Regions from separate parts of the Homo sapiens genome. Here region 2 is linked to region 1. A link is an interaction called in ENCODE POLR2A ChIA-PET data of the cell type or tissue named here. Cell type or tissue: PC-9. All regions are shown on one strand. Links, peaks and the distances in the headings refer to the core of each region. The heading gives the core; the rest is flanking DNA.

What was found. Peaks named below come from ENCODE experiments on the same cell type or tissue, not always from the same donor. Only the 100,000 strongest peaks of a DNase experiment are listed, where the experiment ranks them.
Region 2: POLR2A ChIA-PET joins it to region 1 with 14 read pairs; 2 of 35 experiments call an interaction of 5 or more read pairs at or near these places.

The regions. Positions count from the first base shown.
Region 1 is chr18:129,016-146,555 of GRCh38, forward strand. No RefSeq gene overlaps it. Among named protein-coding and RNA genes, the nearest start is that of USP14, 21 kb to the right of the region's middle. In PC-9, for the core only: no CTCF peak of the experiment used is centred there; no DNase peak of the experiment used is centred there.
Region 2 is chr18:202,936-206,935 of GRCh38, forward strand. It overlaps USP14 (ubiquitin specific peptidase 14), which reads left to right. Exons shown (of 16, transcript NM_005151.4): 11 at 1-10; 12 at 163-255; 13 at 1,629-1,757. Among named protein-coding and RNA genes, the nearest start is that of USP14, 46 kb to the left of the region's middle. In PC-9, for the core only: no CTCF peak of the experiment used is centred there; no DNase peak of the experiment used is centred there; H3K27ac peaks cover 380 bases.

The sequences.
Region 1 (17,540 bases), core at 7,867-11,866:
CGTATGTCAAAACCAATCATGCAGCCGGGTGCAGTGGCTCATGCCTGTGATCCCAGCACTTTGGGAGGCTGAGGTGGGTGAATCACCTGAGGTCAAGAGTTCAAGACCAGCCTGACTAACATGGTGAAACCCTGTTTCTACTAAATATATAAAGGTTAGCCGGGCATGGTGGCAGGCACCCATAATCCCAGCTACTCGGGAGATTGAGGCAGGAGAATCCCTTAAACCTGGGAAGCAGAGGTTGCAGTGAGTTGAGATCATGCCTCTGCATTCCAGCCTGGGACTCAGAGCAAGACTCCATCTCAAAAAAAGAAAAGGAAAAACAAAACAAACCAATCATGCCTTCCCAACAGTCTTCCAAAGTCTTAACTCATTTCAGCATTAACTCAAAAGTCCACAGTCCAAAGTCCCATCCGAGACCAGGCAAGTCCCTTCCGCCTATGAGCCTGTAAAATCAAAAGCAAGTTAGTTACTTCCTGGATACAATGGGGGCACAGGCATTGGATAAATACAGCCATTCCAAATGGGAGGCATTGGCCAAAACAAAGGGGCTACAGGATCCATGCAAGTCCAAAATACAGTGGGGCAGTCAAATCTTAAAGCTCCAAAGTGACATCTTTTGACTCCATGTCTCATATCCAGGTCGCACTGATGGTTCCCATGGTCTTGGGCAGCTCTGCCCCTGTGACTGCAGGGTTCAGCCTCCTTCCTGGCTGCTTTCATGGGCTGGTGTTGAGTGTCTGTGGCTTTTCCAGGCACACAGTGCAAGCTGTCAGTGGATCTACCATTCTGGGGTCTGGAGGACGGTGGCCCTAGGCGGTACCCCAGTAAGGACTCTGTGTGGAGACTCCAACCTCACATCCCTTCTGCACTGCCCTGGCAAAGGTTCTCCATGAGGGCCCCACCCCTGCAGCAAACTTCTGCCTGGGCATCCAGGCATTTCCATACATCTGAAATCTAGGCCAAGGTTCCTAAACCTCAGTTCTTGACTTCTCTGCACCTACAGGCTCAACACCACATGGAACCTGCCAAGGCTTGGGTTTTCCACTCTCTGAAGCAACAGCCCAAGCTGTCTCTTAGCCCCTTTTAGTGACGGCTGGAGTGGCTGGGATGCAGAGCACCAAGTCTTTAGACTGCACACAGCATGGGGACTCTGCCTGGCCCACAAAACCATTTTATCCTAGGCCTCTGGGTCTGTGATGGGAGGGGCTGCCGTGAAGGCCTCTGACATGCCCTGGAGACATTTTTCCCATTGTCTTGGGGATTAACATCTTACTTATGCAAATTTCTGCAGCCAGCTTCAATTTCTCCTCAGAAAATGGGTTTTTCTTTTCTATCACATTGTCAGGTTGCAAATTTTCTGAACTTTTATGCTCTACTTCCCTTATAAAACTGAATGCCTTTAACAGCACCCATGTCACCTCTTGAATGCTTTGCTGCTTAGACATTTCTTCCACCAGATACCCTAAATCATCTCTCTGAAGTTCAAAGTTCCATAAATCTCTAAGGCAGGGGCGAAATGCTGCCAGTCTCTTTGCTAAAACATAACAAGAGTCACCTTTGCTCCTGTTCCCAACAAGTTCCTCATCTCCATCTGAGTCCACCTCAGCCTGGACCTTATTGTCCATATCGCCATCAGCATTTTGGACAAAGCCATTCAACAAATCTCTAGGAAGTTCCAAACTTTCCCACATTTTCCTGTCTTCTGCTGAGCCCTCCAAACTGTTTCAACCTCTGCCTGTTACCCAGTTCCAAAGTTGCTTCCACATTTTCCGGTATCTTCTCAGCAACACCCCACTTCTGGTACCAATTTACTGTATTAGTCCATTTTCACACTGCTGATAAAGACATACCTGAGACTGGGCAATTTACAAAAGAAAGACATTTAATGGACTTACAGTTCCACGTGGCTGAGGAGGCTTCCCAATCGTGGTGGAGGGTGAAAGGCATGTCTCACATGGTGGCAGACAAGATAAAAGAGCTTGTGCAGGGAAACTCCCCCTTCTATAATCATCAGATCCCATGAGAGTAATTCACCACCATGAGAACAGCACAGGAAAGACCTGCCCCCATGATTCAACTACCTCCCACCAGGTCCCTCCCACACATGGGGGAATTCAATACGAGATTTGGGTGGGGACACAGCCAAATCACATCAGATGGGGTCTCACTCTCTTGCCCAGGCTGGAGTGCAGTGGTGCAATCTCGGTTCATTGCAAGCTCTGCCTCCTGGGCTCAAGTGATCCTCCCGCCTCAGTCTCCCTAGTAGCTGGGACCACAGGCACATGCCACCATGCCCAGCTAATTTTTTGTATTTTTGGTAGAGATGGGGTCTTGCCATGTTGCCCAGGCTGGTCTTGAACTCCTGAGCTCAAGCAATCTGCCCATCTTGGCCTCCAAAAGTGCTGGGGTTACAAGCAAATAGTTGCTAATTTAAAAACTGGAATACTTCAAATACAAATCTGATTTCCAATAACTGTTTCTCAACACAGGGCCAGAGGCCTGCACAGCAGCAATATCCTCTCACTGTTTTCTGAGAGAGGATATGTTTTCTATTTCACCCAGTCCTTACCTGGACCACTTATTTGTGTTATCTGTCTGATGTTTAAGATCACCTGAATTTTCAGTGCTGCCAAAAAAGGTAACAATTGGCAGATGATACATACAAATATAAAACTTCTATATGGCAAATAACTCCAGAAACAAACAAACTATAAATGGCACTGAGAAAAATACTTGAAACATGAGAGAAAAAGTTTAAAATTCTAAAAATCCTGTAAATCAACGGATTTTTTAAAAGTAACCCTATAGAAAAATGAGCTAAAGGTGATGAACAAGCAGTTAATTTTAGAAATGCAAATGATTTAGTGCTGCTTGCTTGGTTAGGTAAAAAATAATAATATACAGGGCCGGGCAAAGTGGCTCACGCCTGTAATTCCAGCACTTTGGGAGGCTGAGGTGGGCAGATCACTTGAGGTCAGGTGTTCGAGACCAGCCTGGCCAACACAGTGAAACCCCATCTCTACTCAAATACAAAAATTACCCATGCATGGTGGTGGGCACCTGTAATCCCAGCTACCTGGGGGGCTGAGGCAGGAGAACTGCTTGAACCTGGGAGGTGGTGGTTGCAGTGAGACGAGATTGTGCCACTACTCCAGCCTGGGTGATAGAGCAAGACTCCATCTTAAAATAATAATAATAATAATATACAAATGGCTAATAAAGTATGGGAACTGCATTTAGAATACCAGCATACCTTCTTGCCCATTAAATTTATGGGGTTTTTTCATTATAATATCCATTACTTTCAAAAAATCGAAAAATGGTTACTACTGGGGGTAATTTATTTTGGTGGTATTTATCAATATATTAAGTATATAGGCCTTTGATAGGGAATTTCACTTCTATGACTGATCCCATGGAAATGTTCACACATATGCACCAAGATATATATGCATAAGTTTAGTACAGTGTAAGAATACATTACTGAGCCATTTTTGTCCCTGAAGCATCACATTTGTGTTTTAAGGCCCCTTTGAACACTACTTCCAAACCAGGCTTTTGTTGTTGTTGTTGAGTGGTCTGTGTCTCTAAAGAATTAAGTTGGATGGTATCAACAGGAAAACAAAGAAGGTTGGTGCTGTAAGTGAAGGGTGGTTGGGGGTGGACTAAACTAATCCAAGATGGGGCAGGAAGAGGGGCAGGGTGGAAAGGAACCTATGGAGGGAGAGCCTGAGACACCATGTGGATCTTGGATGGGACTTGAATGGACATAGATGTGTGAGTACATAGGAGAACTGGCCATTAAGAACCCAGGCTCGGCCAGGCGCGGGGGCTCACGCCTGTAATCCCGGCACTTTGGGAGGCTGAGGCGGGTGGATCACCTGAGGTCAGGAGTTCGAGACCAGCCTGGCCAACATGGTGAAACCCCGTCTCTACTAAAAATACAAAAATTAGCCGGGCATGGTTGTGGGTGCCTGTAATCCCAGCTACTCGGGAGGCTGAGGCAGGAGAATTGCTTGAACCCGGGAGGTGGTGAGTGGAGATCATGCCACTACACTCCAGCCTGGGTGACAGAGTGAGACTTTGTCTCAAAAAAAAAAAAAAAAAAAAAAAAAAAAAAAGAACCCAGGCCCTGGGGAAGTTTTCAATCCAAATGATGAGACAGAGGATTCAGAATATTAGTGACAACCACTATGGGTTAAATTCCAGATCCCCCTCATTTTCCCAGATGGAGATAAGCTCCTGCGTTTTTGCACTATCCAGTGGAGATGGGCAAGGAACCCAAATAATAACTGGTGTTAGAGTGACCATATATATAGTCCAAACTGGAGTACTTTTGAAATAAATGGGGCTAAATATACCAAGAAAATCAGCATAAACAAGGACATATGGTCACCCTTTTGGTAATGGATGTCTTATCTATGTTAGAAAATGAGAACGGGGAATATATATATGGATGTTATCATTTATAGAAAAATATTTCATGTATCTTGAGTGTCATAGAACAATTTATATTATTACCTTCACATAACAAAAATTTATAAACCTAAATATCTTAAATTATTAGCAAATTAATTACAAAATTCTCTATATTCATGATAAAAAAACTGTAGATGTATATGTATAGACTTGGAAAGATAATGAATATAATACAATTGTAAAAGGTTCCCTGTGGTTTTGTTCTATGTCACCTTGGCTACACTGGAACTACACTTTCTAGAATTCTATGCCCTGTATGATACTGAGTTACAGCTGGCAAAAGAAAAATTTACTTGAGATTTGGGGTGGGGAAGGAATACTTCAGACATTACTCTCTGCAGGTCTTCATGGTTAAATAGGGTGCCTTACCTGCGGTATTACCACTTTTAGGATTCCAGATTAGAAATCCTAGCCAACTGGTTGAGCGCAGTGACTCATTCATGCCTGTAATCACAGTACTTTGGGAGGCCAAGGCAGGCGGATCACTTCAGGTCAGGAGTTTGAGACCACCCTGGCCAACATGGTGAAACCTCATCTCTACTAAAAATACAAAAATGAGCTCCAGCCTGGGTGACAGAGCAAGTCTTCGTCTCAAAAAAAAAAAGAAAGAAAAAAAAAGAAATCCTAGCCAACTATATTTCAATATTTATGTGATATTTTTCAAGAAGAGTAGTTACAAGATTACCAGACATTAATAGTGAAAAACAAACAAACAAAAAATCCCCTCCATCATTGTGGAATAGCTCCATTATTGTCTTCAAAGCATTTTCTGTACAAGCTCCCTCAGAGCTCTTTTTTCCGGGTGTAGCTCCTACTTCAGAACATGGCATACAAAATTCCCCACAATCAGGCCGGGTGCGGTGGCTCACACCTGTGATCCCAGCACTTTGGGAAGCTAAGGTGGGTGGAATACTTGAGGTCAGGAGTTTGAGACCAGCCTGGCCAACCTGACACGTCCCTGTAATCCCAGCTACTCGGGAGGCTGAGGCAGAAGAATCACTTGAGCCAAGATCACACCACTGCACTCCAGCCTGGGTGACAGAGTGAGACCCTGTCTCAAGAAAAAAAAAAAAAATCCCCACAATGAGTAATTTTCCCTTGAAAAGCCCCTTGAATAGTAATCTCTATTTTTATAGGCCTCTAATACATTATTTTAGTGTTTAAAAGGTAATTACAAGAAGATACGTGATTACAAACAGAATTTTTACAGTTGCTTCAGGTGTTACCCTGATGCTGCCTATAGAACATTTTTAACCTCTTTTCCAATTTCTGATGGACTTATAGCCACTTTTTTTAAAAGCCTCAGGGTTTCACAGGTTCCACCTAATTATCAACTTCACTTTGAAAGATCATCATTTCATATTACAACTGCATTTCACACAAAATCTCCACTTCAGGTCTGAAGTAGCTCCCTGTTAAACTGAACTTCTGCAGATGTGACTCCCTCATGATACTGGCACTATTGCAGGCCATATTTTTCTACTTTTAAGTAATACTGTTGGCATCTAAGCCATTCATTTTAGAAAAATAATCCTTGTATGAATTTTCTGTATTTATTAAGACAGTGTCACAGTGCCAGCCTCAACCTTAATAATTATGGTGATCATCTCAACTTTATATATGTAGAACAAATCAAGCCTTTATAAATGAGGTTGAGAATTTTTAGGGTCTGCACAACCACCTTAATACAGTTTTGTTTCATCACCATTACAGCACGGGTCTGGAAGGCTAGATTAGGCTGTGGTATCACTCCCTCAAATCTCAGTGGCTTACAAAAACAAAGGTTTACTTCCCCCTCATACTACATTTCCATTATAGGTCAGCTGCAACTTTGCTTTGTGTCCTATTCACTCTGGGACCCAGGGCAATGAAGTAGCCTCTCTTTCAAATATTGCCAATCATCATGGCAAAGGATAAAAGGACATGGTGATGCATGAGCTAGTTTTCAACACTTCCGCCCAGATATGGCACCTAGCACTGCCAACTTGCATTTCATGGTCATAGCAAGTCATAAGGCCACGTCTGCCATCAAGGAGGTGAGGATACATAATCCATATGGGAGTGCAGAAAATACAGGGGAACAATAAAATATTATGCCAGAATTACTTTCTTTTTCTTTGACTAATAAATCAATGTTTTTATACATGGGCACCAAAAATTAATACCTGTGTTTTGCTGGAAAAAAAGTGGTTTGATTTTTCTTCTCTACTTCCTCCCATTTATTTTTTTTTCCATTTCATCCTCCAATCTATATTTCTAAGAGCCACAGAATTAATTTTAATGCTGGTAGTGATCTTAGAGATAGTCCAACTCAAGTTACTTACTCTTCAAGTAAGGATACCAATACTAGAGAGGAAATTGTAAGATGCCCATGTTTTAAACTGTAATTAGCTGGGCCTGCTGGCACACTTCTGTAGTCGCTACTCATGAGGCTGAGACAGGAATGCTGCTTGAACCCAGGAGTTTGAGTGCAGCCCGGGCATCATCTCTAAATAAATAAAGTTGCAACAGAACAAAACAGACTAAAACCCAGGTCTCTCAATTTATAATTGAATGCTTCTGCAACATATAGCTTTGTTTCCAAAACTGAGTTATTAAAATGATGTGCCTTTTAATAAATAAGAGTGCATGTTATCATTCAGTACCTAAAACATAATTACAGAAAACATTTAAATATGTGAGGAAAACCATAAAAACAGGACTCATGTTAGAAAATCATTTTTACAATGTGCACTTTTTTGCATGAGGAATCTTTTGGTTGCAAATGGAAAACCCAACACACACTGGCTAAAGAAGAAACTTACTGATTCATGAAATTTGTTTAATTCAAAGTGCAGGGAAAAAGCTAGCTTTGAGCGTGAGTCCAGTAGCTCCAGTGAAGCTTCTAGCATCTTTGTACCTCTAGCCCACTTTTCTCCTTTGGGGTGGCCTCCTTCTCACAGTCTCCTCATCTTACTGCAGCGCCAGGCCTACGTTCTACAAGTGTAGCAATCTCAGGACAAAGAGCATCTCTGTTGCCTACTTATTCCAGGGGCCAGGGAACTCCTCCCATTAGCTGAGTCACATGTCTCTGGTTGAACCAATCACTACAGGCAGAGGGAAGCCGTGTTCTGATTGGTCACACCAGAGTCACGTGAGGTCAGACCCACACAAACCACCTGCACTGAAAGTGGCGGAAGGACTGGTTTGCAAACCGGCTGCTGTTTCCGGCAAAAAAAAAAAAAAAAGAGGCAAAAGCCACAAATTTTTCTTATAGCTGTTGGTTGCTTTGATTCACTACAGGCAAAACCAAGAAACTATGGCAAATTTTACAGTCAATAAAACTGAGTAAAAATTAAAAAAAGATTTGATAAATAGGTGTTTGGTGGAAAATAAAGTCTAGGGATGATTAATATAAGAAATATTAGTCTAAACATGGTGAGCTTTTCTGTGGAATCAAAAAATCTGAATGTGGCCGGGCGAGGTGGCTCACAGAGGCGGGTGGATCATCTGAGCTCTAGCGTTCGAGAACAGCCTGGGCAACATGGTGAAACCCGGTCTCTACTAAAAACAAAAATTAGCTGGCGTGGTGGTGCGCGCCTGTAATCCCAGCTACTCCGGAGGCTGAGGCAGGAGAATCGCTTGAACCCAGCAGGCGGAGGTTGAATTGAGCCGAGATCGCACCACTGCACTCCAGCCTGGGTGAGAGAGCGAGGCTCACAACAAGGAAGAGAGAGAGAGAGAGGCAGAGAGAGAGAGAGAGAGATCTGAATGTGAGGATCAAAAGTAAATTGAACTCCTGACCTTAAGTGATCTGCCTGCCTCAGCCTCCCAAAGTGCTGGGATTACAGGCATGAGCCACTGCACCCGGCCAAATTGGGAATGATAAAATGTATATGATTGAAAAAGAGTCTGTTGTTTGGGGGGTGTCCACATCTTTTCCTGCTGTTTCCCTCCCACGCACCCTGCACACTACCAATCTTTGTTAAAATGTGTGTAGGTTTCTAGAAGAAAAGCAATTTATCGTCTTGTTGCTGTGGTTCCCAGGTGAGTTGCTAGTAGGAAAACAAGAACACTGTTATTTTGACAGAGCAAGTTGTGACGCTAAGAAATGACTTAACTGCACAGGAGCAGATTTTAAACCAGTATTTCCATTGCTGCCACCTAGTTGTCCACTTTAATTTTCTGCTTCAGTGTTTTAAATCTTGCTCCAAAGTACGTGATATACAAATTATTGTTTATCTCATTATGTATTTGTTAAAGAAAATAAAATGAAATTATATATATATATATATATTTTTTTTTTTTGAGACGGAGTCTTACTCTATTGCCCAGGCTGGAGGGCAGTGGTGCGATCTCACTGCAACCTCTGCCTCCCAGGTTCAAGCAATTCTCCTGCCTCAGCCTCCTGAGTAGCTGGGATTACAGGTGCCCACCACAACACCCAGCTAATGTTTGTATTTTTAGTAGAGATAGGGTTTCACCATGTTGGCCACGCTGGTCTTGAACTCCTGACCTCAAGTGATCTGCCTCAGCCTCCCAAAGGGCTGGGATTACAGGCGTGAGCCACCGTGCCTGGTGAAATTTTATATTTTTAAGATGCACTACTCAATAAAATGAACTTCAGGATGTGTGCTGATATTTAAAACAGAAAGAAAGTCCAGGCACAGTGGCTCATGCCTGCAATCCCAGCACTCTGGGAGGCCAAGGTGGGAGGATCCTTTCAGTCTGGGAGTTCGAGATCAACCTGGGCAACACGGTGAAAACCCACCTCTATAAAAATTACAAAAATTATCCTGGCATGGTGGCACATGCCTGTAGTCCTACCTACTCAGGAGGCTGAGGTAGGAGGCTCACTCAAGCCTGGGAGGTCAAGGCTGCAGTGAGCCGTGATCACGCCACTGCACTCCAGCCTGAGCCACAGAGGGCCACAGAGCAAGACCCTGTCTCAAACAAAACAAAACAAAACAGAAAAAAAATGAATTAAATAAAAGTAGCTCACATCTGAGTTTGTGAGGATACTGGCATCTTGGAAGTTTATGAGAATCTCAGCTTTTCATTTCAAATTAGGCTGGAGGAAGCATATGTGTTTCCATATTGGAATCATAAAACCTTTTTTCCAGAATCACCCAAATTATTTTCCAGAACCAAATAAATGGCCCCTATCTCAGTGTAAGAGCTATGAAATCATCAATTTCAGAAATTTAGTAGAGACCTTTTCACATTTAAGTATATAATACATATACAAATTGTACTAGATAGCCTAATATTTAAAGATATTAGTAGGCTGGGCATGGTGGCTCACGCCTGTAATCACAGCACTTTGGGAGGCTGAGGCAAGAGTATCACCTGAGGTCAGGAGTTTGAGACCAGCCTGACCAACATAGTGAAACCCTGTCTCTACTAAAAATACAAAAATTAGCCGGGCATGGTGGCACGTGCCTGTAGTCCCAGCTACTCAGGAGGCTGAGGCACAAGAATAGCTTGAACTTAAGAGGCAGAGGTTGCAGTGAGCCGAGATCATGCTACTGCACTCCAGCCTGGGCCACAAAGCAAGACTTCATCTCCAAAAAAAAAAAAAAAAGTTAGTATAAATATGCATAGGCCTCAGTTTTAAGTACCATAATTTGAAGAGATGCCAGAATAGTTATTCTTGAATTAAATATTAACAAAATAGTTGCTTTTTTACCATAATGTCAGGAGTATCATATTGAAAAATTATTTACATATATTATTTTTTTGAGAAAGAGTCTTGCTCTGTCATCCAGGCTGGAGCACAGTGGCATGATCTCAGCTCACTGCAAACTCCACCTCCCAAGTTCAAGCGATTCTTGTGCCTCAGCCTCCCAAGTAGCTGGGACTACAGGTGCGCACCACCACACTCAGCTAATTTTTGTATTTTTAGTAAAGACGGGTTTTTGCCATATTGGCCAGGCTGGTTTCCAACTCCTGGCCTCATGTGATATGCCCGTCTTGGCCTCCCAAAGTGCTGGGGTTACAGGTGTGAGCCACTGGGCCCAGCCTGTTTATATAATTAAAGGAGGGTAATGAAGAAGCAGGAGCTGGGGTTGTAGTGGGAAACTGGTTAAAGATTGTCTGGCTCACTCCATAGTGATTGTACTGTTGGGCTTGCCTAACATAAATATAAATATAAATATAATTGAGTGCAACATAATGTTCTTGACCAATTCTCTTTGGATGGCGGGACTCATGACTGGGGGCATTTGTGATTTTTCCACCCACATCTGTTTTGCCTTTCTTCTGGTCTCAGCATCTCAATTTTTGAGGGGCGGGGAGGACTTCCTTTCTGCCATTGTGTCCTGGTTTTGTTTTTTTTAAGAGACAGAGTCTCTCTATATCGCTCAGGTTGGACTCGAACTTCTAGGCTCAAGTGACCCTCCTGCCTCAGCTGCCTGAGTAGTGGAAACTACAGGCATGCTCTACTGCACCTGGCTTGTGTTCAGTTTTGACTCTCAGTTGAGGTGACTCCCCTACTTTAGTGGAGTCATGATTTTTGGCATAACAGTTGTGATTGTTAATTTTATATGTCAACTTGACTGGGCTGTGGGGTACCCAGACGTTTGGCCAACGATTAATCTGTGTGTGTCTGTGGGGGTGTTTCTGGATGAGATTAATATTTGAATTGATGCTACATCCATATAATGTACAAATAAGAAATTACTTGACCACACAGGAGCACTAAAAAAAACAAAAGAGCTATCAAGCTACAAGAACACATGGAGGAAACCTAAATGCTGTATTAGTCCCTTTTCACGCTGCTAGTAAAGACATACCCAAGGCTTGAGCAATTTACAAAAGAAAGAGGTTTAATTGGACTTACAGTTTCAGGTGGCTGGGGAAGCTTCACAATCATGGCAGAAGGCAAGGAGGAGCAGCAGGCAAAGTAAGAATGAGGAAGATGCAAAAGCGGAAACCCCTGATAAAACCATCAGCTCTCGTGAGACTTATTCACTACCATGAGAACAGTATTGGCGATTCAATTATCTCCCACCAGGTCTCTCCCACAACATGTGGGAATTATGGGAGTACAATTCAAGATGAGATTTGGGTGACGACACAGAGCCAAACCATATCAAAGGCATATTGCAAAGTGAAAGAAGCCAATCTGAAAAAAACTATATACTGTAAGATTCCACCTAGATGACATTCTGGAAAAGGCAAAACTATGGGGACAGTAAGAAGATCAGTGGTTGCCTGGGGTTAGGGGTGGGGAAGGGAGGAACAGGTGAAGCCCAGAGGCTTTTTTGGGCAGTGAAACTACCGTTTATGATACTGTAACAGTGGGTATATGACATTCTACACTTGTGAAACCCATAAAATGTTCAACACAGGGTGAACCCTAATTTAAACTATGAACTCTGGGCTGGGCGCTGTGGCTCACCCCTGCAATCCCAGCACCTTGCGAGGCCGAGGTGGGCAGATAGCTTGAGCTCTCAAGTTTGAGATCAGCTTGGGCAACATGGTGAAACCTCATCTCTATAAAAATACAAAAATTAGCCAGTTGCGGTGGCACGTGCCTGTAGTCCCAGCTACTCAGGAGGCTGAAGTAACAGGCTCACTAGGCCTGAGAGGTGGAGCCTGCAGTGAGCTGAGACTGCACCACTGCATTCCAGCCTGGGTGATAGAGTGAGACCGTCTCAAGAAAAAAGAGAATAAACTATGGACTTTGGGTGATAAAGATGTGTCTGTGTTGGTTCATTGATTATAACAAATGCACCACACTGACAGGGGATGTCAATGGTGTGGATGGCTGGGAGTGGGTGTATGGGAATTCTTGGACTTAACATTCAGTTTTTCTGTGAGCCTAAAACTGCTCTAAAAAATAAAGTGTATTAATTTTTTAAAAAATGAAGGAGAAATAAAGAGTTTATTAGACACACAGACACACACACATGAAACTGAGGGGTTCGTTTAGTCAGCTCTGCCTGCCCTGCTTGCTTTTGATCGCTCGCTTTTGCTTGTTTGTTTTTTCCTTTTTTCCAGGATGTTGAAGGCTGCAATACCGAAGGCCTCACCACTGAACGCTGAAACTTACCCATCGCTGGCTACTTTATAGATAACATCCATAAGTCACCATAGTAATGGTTGCTTCAGTTGTTTTTCAGAAATGTGGGCCGGCTCCTGTCCAGTTCAAACTGTTTGAGACCACTGACCCTTCAACTGGGCCAACACAATTGCCCAAGACGTGGCCTTTTGACCACAGAGGGCCAAAAACTCCCCCCTCAGATCAAGCTGATGCCATCATTTTCTGTACATATGCCACACAAATGTCACGAGCCCCAGCTATGCTTGTGCATCATGAACCTGTTACTTTATTTTTTCCCCTGCCAATCACCTTTCCCCATGCTTTAGATCACTCCACTTTCCTAACCCCTAAACATCCCGAAGCCTCATTTTCATGGAGGTGGACTTGAGAGCTGTTCTCCCACCTCCTTGCTCGGTGCCCTTGTGAATAAATCTTTTCTCCTTTGCAAAATCCATCTTCACTGTGATTGATTTACTGTATGCAGGCAGAATGGATCTGGACTTGGCCAGGAACACACACACACACACAGACACGCACACACACACACACACACACACACACACACACACTTGCAGATGGACTGAAAAATGAGATAAAAATTCCCCATAGACCAAAAATAGAAGCAGGCAGAGGTGACAAGTTTTGCTCTTGTAGGATAACAGATTAAAATGCTCAGCATGGCTGGGCACAGTGGCTCACGCCTCTAATCCCAGCACTTTGGGAGGCTGAGGTGGAAGGATCATTGGAGCCGAGGAGTTCGAGACCAGCCTGGCCAACATGGTGAAATCCCATCTCTACTAAAAATACAAAAATTATCCGGGCGTGGTGGTGCACGCCTGTAATCGCAGCTACTCAGGAGGCTGAGGTGGGAGAATCGCTTGAACCCAGGAAGTGGAGGTTGCAGTGAGCCGAGATCTTGCCACTGCACTCCAGCCTGGGCAACAGAGTGAGACTCCGTCTAAAATAAAATAAAATAAAATATAATAAAATAAAATAAAATGCTCAGCTTGAAAAGGGGAATAGGAGTGGATAAATACTTACAACCAGAGGCAAAGGAGGAATCGCCCCACTCATGAAACAGGCTGAAAATAACAACAAAAAATACATAAATAAGCAAAACCAAAAACTAAAAACCCTGTCTCTGTGTAGAGCTGTGACTCCAGGAAGATGGGAGGGTAATGGCAAAGCTATGTGACAAGTAACTGAACTGAACTGGCCCTTGGCTTAGTGACTGGATGTGTCATATCCTAATATCAACATGGAGCAGGAGACCCCAAACACCAGGCTGGAGAACGTCAGAAAAAGACCAGAAGACAGGAGGGATGAAAACAGTGAGTCATCCTGCAAATTAGACGGTCCCCCAACCATATGAATGGACCCTTCCTCTCAGCTAAGGGCATTCCAGAGTGAACCTGACAAACTAGTTCAGGCCATGATGGAAGAGGGGTTTAGGTGTACCTCATTATACCTCTCCAGCATTAATATCGACACAGACCTTAAGTCTGATAAGAAACATTTACAATCTATTCTCTCTGAAGTCTGCTACTTGGAGGCTTCATCTGCATGATAAAACCTTGGGCTCCACAACCCCTTATCATAACCCAGACATTCCTTTCTATTGATAACTTTCTTTTTTTTTTTTTGAGATGGAGTTTCACTCTTGTTGCCCAGGCTGGAGTGCAATGGCGGGATCTTGGCTCACCGCAACCTCTGCCTCCCAGGTTCAAGCGATTCTCCTGCCTCAGCCGCCTGAGTAGCTGGGATTACAGGCATGCGCCACCACTCCCGACTAATTTTGTATCTTTAGTAGAGATGGGGTTTCTCCACGTTGGTCAGGTTGGTCTCAAATTCCCAACCTCAGGTGATCCACCAGCCTGGGACTCCTAAAATGCTGGGATTACAGGCGTGAGCCACCGTGCCCAGCTATTGATAACTCTTTCGACCAACTGGCAATCAGAATTTTTAAATCTACCTATGATCTGGAAGGCTCTCCCCACCACTCCGAGTTGCCCCACCCTTCCTCCCTTCCAGATCGAACCAGCGTATATCCTACATGTATTGACTGAGGTATTATGTCTCCCTAAAATGTATAAAAACACACTGTACCCATACACCTTGGGCACATGTCGTCAGGACCTCCTGAGGGTGTGTCTTGGGAGTGTCCTTAACCTTAGCAAAATAAACTTTCTGAATTGATTGGGACCTGTCTCAGATACCTTTGGTTCACAACAGGGAGCCTAACAATGGGGAGATCACAGAGTCTCACCTAAACTCTGCCCCGCCATCAAGCTCACCTGATCATTAGTAAGCCTGGGACCATCAGATGCTGTGCGCCTCCTCATCCAATGCAACGTGAAGCACACAGCATCATTCTTGGAGTATTTCTGTAAAAAAAGGCTTAGCTAGAATGTAATCAAGTCTCTACAGCTAATTTCTCTTACAAGAAATACAGGGAAAATCAAGGTAAATGGTGCCACAAAGCAGCAAACCAACAACTCCAGGATATGGGACATTTCATATTATGGAATGGCTTACCTGGCTTTTCTAAAAGTTAATGGCATGAAAATAACGTAGTGAGGTTAAAGAAAGGCAGCAGCCGCTGGGTGCGATGGCTCACGCCTGTAATCCCAGCACTTTGGGAGGCCGAGGTGGGCGGATCACTTGAGGCCAGGAGTTGGAGACCAGCCTGGCCAATATGGTGAAACCCTATCTCTACTAAAAATAAAAAAAAAATTAGCTGGGCGTGGTGGTGCGAGCCTATAATCCCAGCTACTCCGGAGGCTGAGGAAGGAGAATCGCTTGAACCTGGGAGGTGGAGGTTGCAGTGAACCAAGATCGCACCATTGCACTCCAGCTTGGATAACACTCTGTCCAAAAAAAAAAAGAGAGAGAGGCCGCAGCTTTATTTCAAAAGGAACTTAAGAGGCATAACAAATGTAATCTATGGATCTCATTTGGATCCTAACTCTAAGAAATAAACTATAATCAACAAATAAAAACAAACAAGAAAACCAGCAAAAAAACCCCACCATTTTAAAAACAACTGGGGAAGTTGACTATGGTCTACAAAATAGATAATACCAAGAAAATATTGTTAATTTTGTTAGGTAAGATAATGATATTATAGCTATATAAGAAAATAATTCCTATACTTTTAGGGATGGTTAATAGAGGTTCTTAAGCAAAGAAAAAGGGGGAAAGAATAGATGAGACAAATAGGCAAAACTTGAATTTTGTTAAATCTTGATATGGGAATACAGAGGTTCATTGTACTATCCACTATGCAACTGGCATAATGATTTTATTCTAGGTGAATTTTCTTTTATGTAAAAGTCTTTAAAAGATGAAAATTAGGCTGGGGAATTATTGTTTGAAATTTACAAAGATTAAAAACCGTAACTCTAAATGCAAGGCATGATCTTGGATTGGATCCTGGACTAGAAAAAAAATTACTAGAAAGGACATTTTGCAAAAATGTCCTTTGAATAAAGTCTATAGATTAGGTAATAGTGTTATTGTATTATGGTGAATATCCTGATTTTGGTAGTTGTCCTATGGTTATACAAGTGAATGTTCTTGTTCTTACGGAATAACACTGATTTATTTAGAGCTAAATATACATCATATCTGCAACTTACTCTCAAATGATTAACACAAATGTCATGAGTGTCTATATATAGATTTATATCTATGTATCTATAACTATATATTATATATATATATATATATACACACACATATATAGCAACTATGGTGAAATGTTAGTGAAGGGTAAACAAGAGTTCCTGGTATTACTCTTGCAAATTTACTGTAATTTTGAAATTACTTCAAATAATAAGTTAAAAAATAGTAATGACAAAAATATTAGTTTAAAGGGATCATATTCTTTTCAAAAAGACCAATAAATTATGAAAAGAAAACAAAAATATTACACAAGACAGGACAATTATAAAAAAGAACCAATAAGCAATCTTGGAAGTGTAAAATATAATCATTAAAATATAAAACAATAGACGGGAAAACCGGCTGACTGGACAGAGAGAGAATTAATGATTTGGAAGAGAGTACTGAGAATTCAAACATAATTTACCACAGAGATAAAGAGATAAAAGAATATGAGAGACCAGGTAAGACAAATGAAGGATGTAGAATCTTCAACAGGCCAGGCGAGGTGGCTCACACCTATAATCCCAGCACTTTGGGAGGCCAAGGTGGGCAGATTGCTTGAGCCCAGGAGTTTGAGACCAGCCTGGGCAATATGGTGAAACCCCGTCTCTACAAAAAATACAAAAATTAGCCAGGCATGGTGGCGCATACCTATAATCCCAACTACTTGGGAGGCTGAGGTGGGAGGATCACCTGAGTCTGGGAGGTTGAGGCTGCAGTGAGCAGAGAATTGTATCACTGCACTCCAGCCTGGGTGACACAGTGAGACCCTGTCTCAAAAAAAAAAAAAAAAGAAAGAAAGAAAGAAAAGAGAAGCTTCAATAAAAACCCACTTGTAAGATGACAGCAAGAATAAAAAATTTTGTTAATTTTTAAAAATATGAATTATAAGAGAAAATTTTGGCTGGGTATGGTGGCTCATGCCTGTAATCCCAGCACTTTGGGAGGCTGAGGCAGGAGGATTGCTTGAGCTCAGGAGTTCCAGACCAGTCTGGATAACATGGTGGAACCCTGTCTCTACTAAATAAATAAATAATTAAAAGAAATTTTTATTTTTTAAAAAAACAATGGTAGTTTCAAAACAGAGAATAAGCAGCATCCAAAAACCTAAGTCTCAGCTCAAAACTTCACTCCTAGTACTGAGATGGATAAATTAAATACACAGCTGAACACGCTACATGAAACTGCAGAATATTAAGAACAAAGAGAAAATTCTAAGAGTTATTAGAGAGAGAAGACCTTATCTACAAGGTAACAACAAATTAAACTTAACAAAAAAAGTTTCATCAGCAATAGTAAATGACAGAAGACAACGAAATTTCTTCAAAGTGCTCAGGAAAATTACTGCCAATCTATTAATCTCTAC
Region 2 (4,000 bases), core at 1-4,000, 66 kb after region 1:
TATCAAATCTGTAAGTTATGCAGTCCTTTCGAAGCCAAATTCCGCTTCACTGAAATATTTCCAGTTAATTAATTTTATCCAGTCTTAATTTTTACCACCAAATAATTAAAACTTGTATGGTATTTTGATGTAATGGGATTTCTTTACATTTTGTCTCCTCAGTCCAAGATCAGCCGGCTGCCTGCTTACTTGACCATTCAGATGGTTCGATTTTTTTATAAAGAGAAGGAATCTGTGAATGCCAAAGTTCTTAAGGTTAGTAATGAACTTTACTTTGTATAAGAAATGTAATTCTTTGAAGGTAATTGCTAACTCACAATTGCTTTCATTATTCCTTTAGGAATAGTTAAGCTTTCTTTGAAATATTTAGGGGAGCTAATATTAGACAAGTGATTCTTAACTCAGAACGTATATTAGAATTATCTATTGTCTTTTTTATTTTTAACTGTACACACACCTGGCTTCTCCCTCACCCCCAAACATCTGGGTAGGTCTTCGGTGGGGCCTAGGATATTATATTTTTCAAAAGATTCATATACAATTCTGATGGCTCTCCTGCACTACCCAGAAATAGTGCCCTAGACCACGTCCTCAGCTTCAGGGATACTGATTCAGTAGGCTTGGAGATGGGTGTGAGGTAGGGAGTGATAACTCTGCACTATACTCTAGGTGGTTTCTTTCTTTTTTTTTTTGAGACGGAGTCTCGCTCTGTCACCCAGGCTGGAGTGCAGTGGCGCTATCTTGGCTCACTGCAAGCTCTGCCTCCTGGGTTCATGCCATTCTCCAGCCTCAACCTCCCGAGTAGCTGGGACTACAGGCGCCCGCCACCGTGCCCGGCTAATTTTTTTGTATTTTTAGTAGAGATGGGGTTTCACCGTGGTCTCAATCTCCTGACCTCTTGATCCGCCCGCTTTGGCCTCCCAAAGAGTTCCTTTCTTTCAGGTGAAAGGAGAAAGAGTTAAATCACTGGTGCCCAAAGAGTACTTAAATTGTAATCCCTTGATTTAGGATCCAGCCTCAGAATCTGACTGTTTTTGTTGAGTTGTAGTTCTGCTACATCTCCATAGAGTCCTGGGAGGGGCCTATCTATCATTTTAGCCTTTTGAGCTTAAATTCTTAGTATATTTTCCAGTATACTTAGCGTTGTATGAGAAGGTTAAATGTAGTTGAAGTATCTAGTGTTGTATACTTTAAATATATACTACTATAAGCTATTGAACTATATCACTATTACTTCTATGTAAAGTTGTATTTCAAATAAAAAAAAAAAACCATAAGTTTATTCCAGTTTGGGAGGTCCATTATTTTCACAGCAGCTTGTCCAATATTTCTGAGATGTTTCTTTTCTCAGGTAAATTTTGGTACTTCCTCTGTGGTTAGTTTTGTGGGTTAGAGTATTTAATGGAAAAACATGTTTTAGAAATTTCTCACCTTAAAAAAGTTAGAACCAGATCATTCTTGAAAATAGGCACTCTTAAGAGGTTTCAACTGCAGATTTCCAAGTGATTTTCACAGATTTTATTTTCAACTGTATCTGAATTATGAAAGCATTACTTCAGATATGTGATACTTTAAATAAATATCTTTATAAATGTGTTTACACATGTTTTTTGTTTGTTTGTATATAGGATGTTAAATTTCCTCTTATGTTGGATATGTATGAACTGTGTACACCAGAACTTCAAGAGAAAATGGTGTCTTTTCGATCCAAATTCAAGGATCTAGAAGATAAAAAAGTGAATCAGCAGCCAAATACAGTAGGTTCTTACTGCTGACTTTATACTCTTAATATCTTAATCTCCCATCAGTGCTCAGCAATTACTCTGTCTTTTTTTTCCTGCTTCATTTTTCCTTCAGAACTATACTTTGTATAGTATTATTTGGATCAATCTGTATTACAATTAGCAGGTATACACATCCTCCATATATCAGTGCAGATCTTTAAAGTTTTGCATGTGTTTTATTTTCCTTTTTTTTTTTTTGTGACAAGGTCTTCCTTTGTCACTCAGGCTCACTGCAGTCTCAACCTCCCAGGCGCAAATGATCCTCCCACCTCACCCTCCCAAGTAGCTGGGACCACAGGCGTGCGCCACCATGCCCAGCTATTTTTTTGTATTTTTGGTAGAGACAGGGTTTTGCCATGTTGCTGAGGCTAGTCTCGAACTCCTGAGCTCAGGCGATCTGCCCACCTAGGCCTCCCAGAGTGCTGGGGATTATAGGCATGAGGCACCACACCTGGCCTTTAGGTGTATTTTAGCATGAGAAACAGAACTCTACTTAGAATAAATGAGTCCTTTGTGGTAGAATAAGCTTAATATTTTCCTTCCCCCTGTAATCTGTAGCTCATATTCCTTTTATACTTATCTCCTCAAAGTACTTCACGTAAAACCTTACCTAGTGTTGACCTTGATGCAGTCAAAATACAGTACATTTCCATCACCACAAAGATCTTGCATTATTGCCACAGGGCCACTTTTCTTCTGCCCTACCCCTTCCTTAATTCCTGACAACTACCAACCCGTTCATTTCTATAATTTTTGTCATTTCAAGAAAGTTGGCCAGGCATGGTGGCTCACGCTAGTAATCCCAGGACTTTGGGAATCTGAGGCAGGAGGATCACTTTAGGCCAGGAGTTCGAGACTGTCCTGGGCAACGTAGTGAAACCCTGTCTCTACAAAATATGAAAATAAAAAAAATCAGTTGGATGTGGTGGCATACACCGGTAGTTCTAGCTACTTGGGAGGCTGAGATGAGAGGATCGCTTGAGACCAAGAGTTAAATGCTGTAATGAGCCATGATTGTGCCACAGCACTCCAACCTGTATAACAAAGCAAGACTCTGTTTCTAAAAAAAAATTATACAAACGAAATAAAAACTCTTCCACTTTTTAATATAACCTTTCTCACTCAGCATAATTCTCTGGCGACTCATCCAGGGTGTTGTGCATATCAGTTGCTCCTTCCATTTCATTGCTGATCAGTATTCCCTGGTGTGAATTTACCACAATCTGCTTCACCATTCACCTATTGAAGAACACCTGGGTTGTTTCTAGTGTTTGTCTGTGATGAATAAACCTGCTGTAAACATTCGTGTACAGGTTTTAATGTAAACGTAAGTTCCATTTCTCTGGAATGAATGCCTAGGAATGCAGTTGTTAGATTGCATGGTAGTTGCATGTTTAGTTTTTCAGGAAACTGCCAGATGTTTTCTAGAGTGGCTGTACCATTTTACATTTCCACCAGCAAGGTGAGACTGATTCACTTTCTCTGCATTCTCACCAGCATTTGGTGTTGTCACTATTTTTCATTTCAGCCATTGGATAGGTTTATAGTGATACTGTGTTTTCCTTTGCACCTTCCTAGTGGCTGATGAAGTTGAGCATGTCTTCATGTGTTTATTTGCTATCTGTATATCCTCTTTTGTAAAATGCTTCCTCTTGTCTTTTCCCTATTTTCTAATTGTACTGTTTTTTTACTCTTGAATTTTGAGAGTTCTCCATATTCTAGACCTTTGTTGGATATGTGGTTTGTGAATATTTTCTCCTAGTCTGTAGCTTATGTTTTCATCCTCTTAACCTAGGGTCTTTTGCAGAAGAAAGGTTTTTTTAATTTTTATGAAATCCAGTCTATTTTTTTCTTTAGTTGCTTGTGCTATTGGTGTCATATCTAAGAAAGCATTGCCGGGCTCGGCATGGTGGCTCTCACCTGTAATCCCAGCACTTTAGGAGGCTGAGACAGGCAGATCACTTGAGGTCAGGGGTTCGAGACCAGCCTGGCAAACATGGTGAAACCCTGTCTCTACTAAAAATACAAAAAATTAGCTGGGTATGGTGGTGCGGACCTATAATCCCAGCTACTTGGGAGGCTGAGGCAGGAGAATCGCTTGAACTGGGGAGGCAGAGGTTGTAGTGAGCTGAGATCACGCCACTGCCCTCCAGTCTGGGCAACATTGCCCAGTCCATGCCCTCAGAGATTTATACGTATGTTTTTTTCTGAGAGTT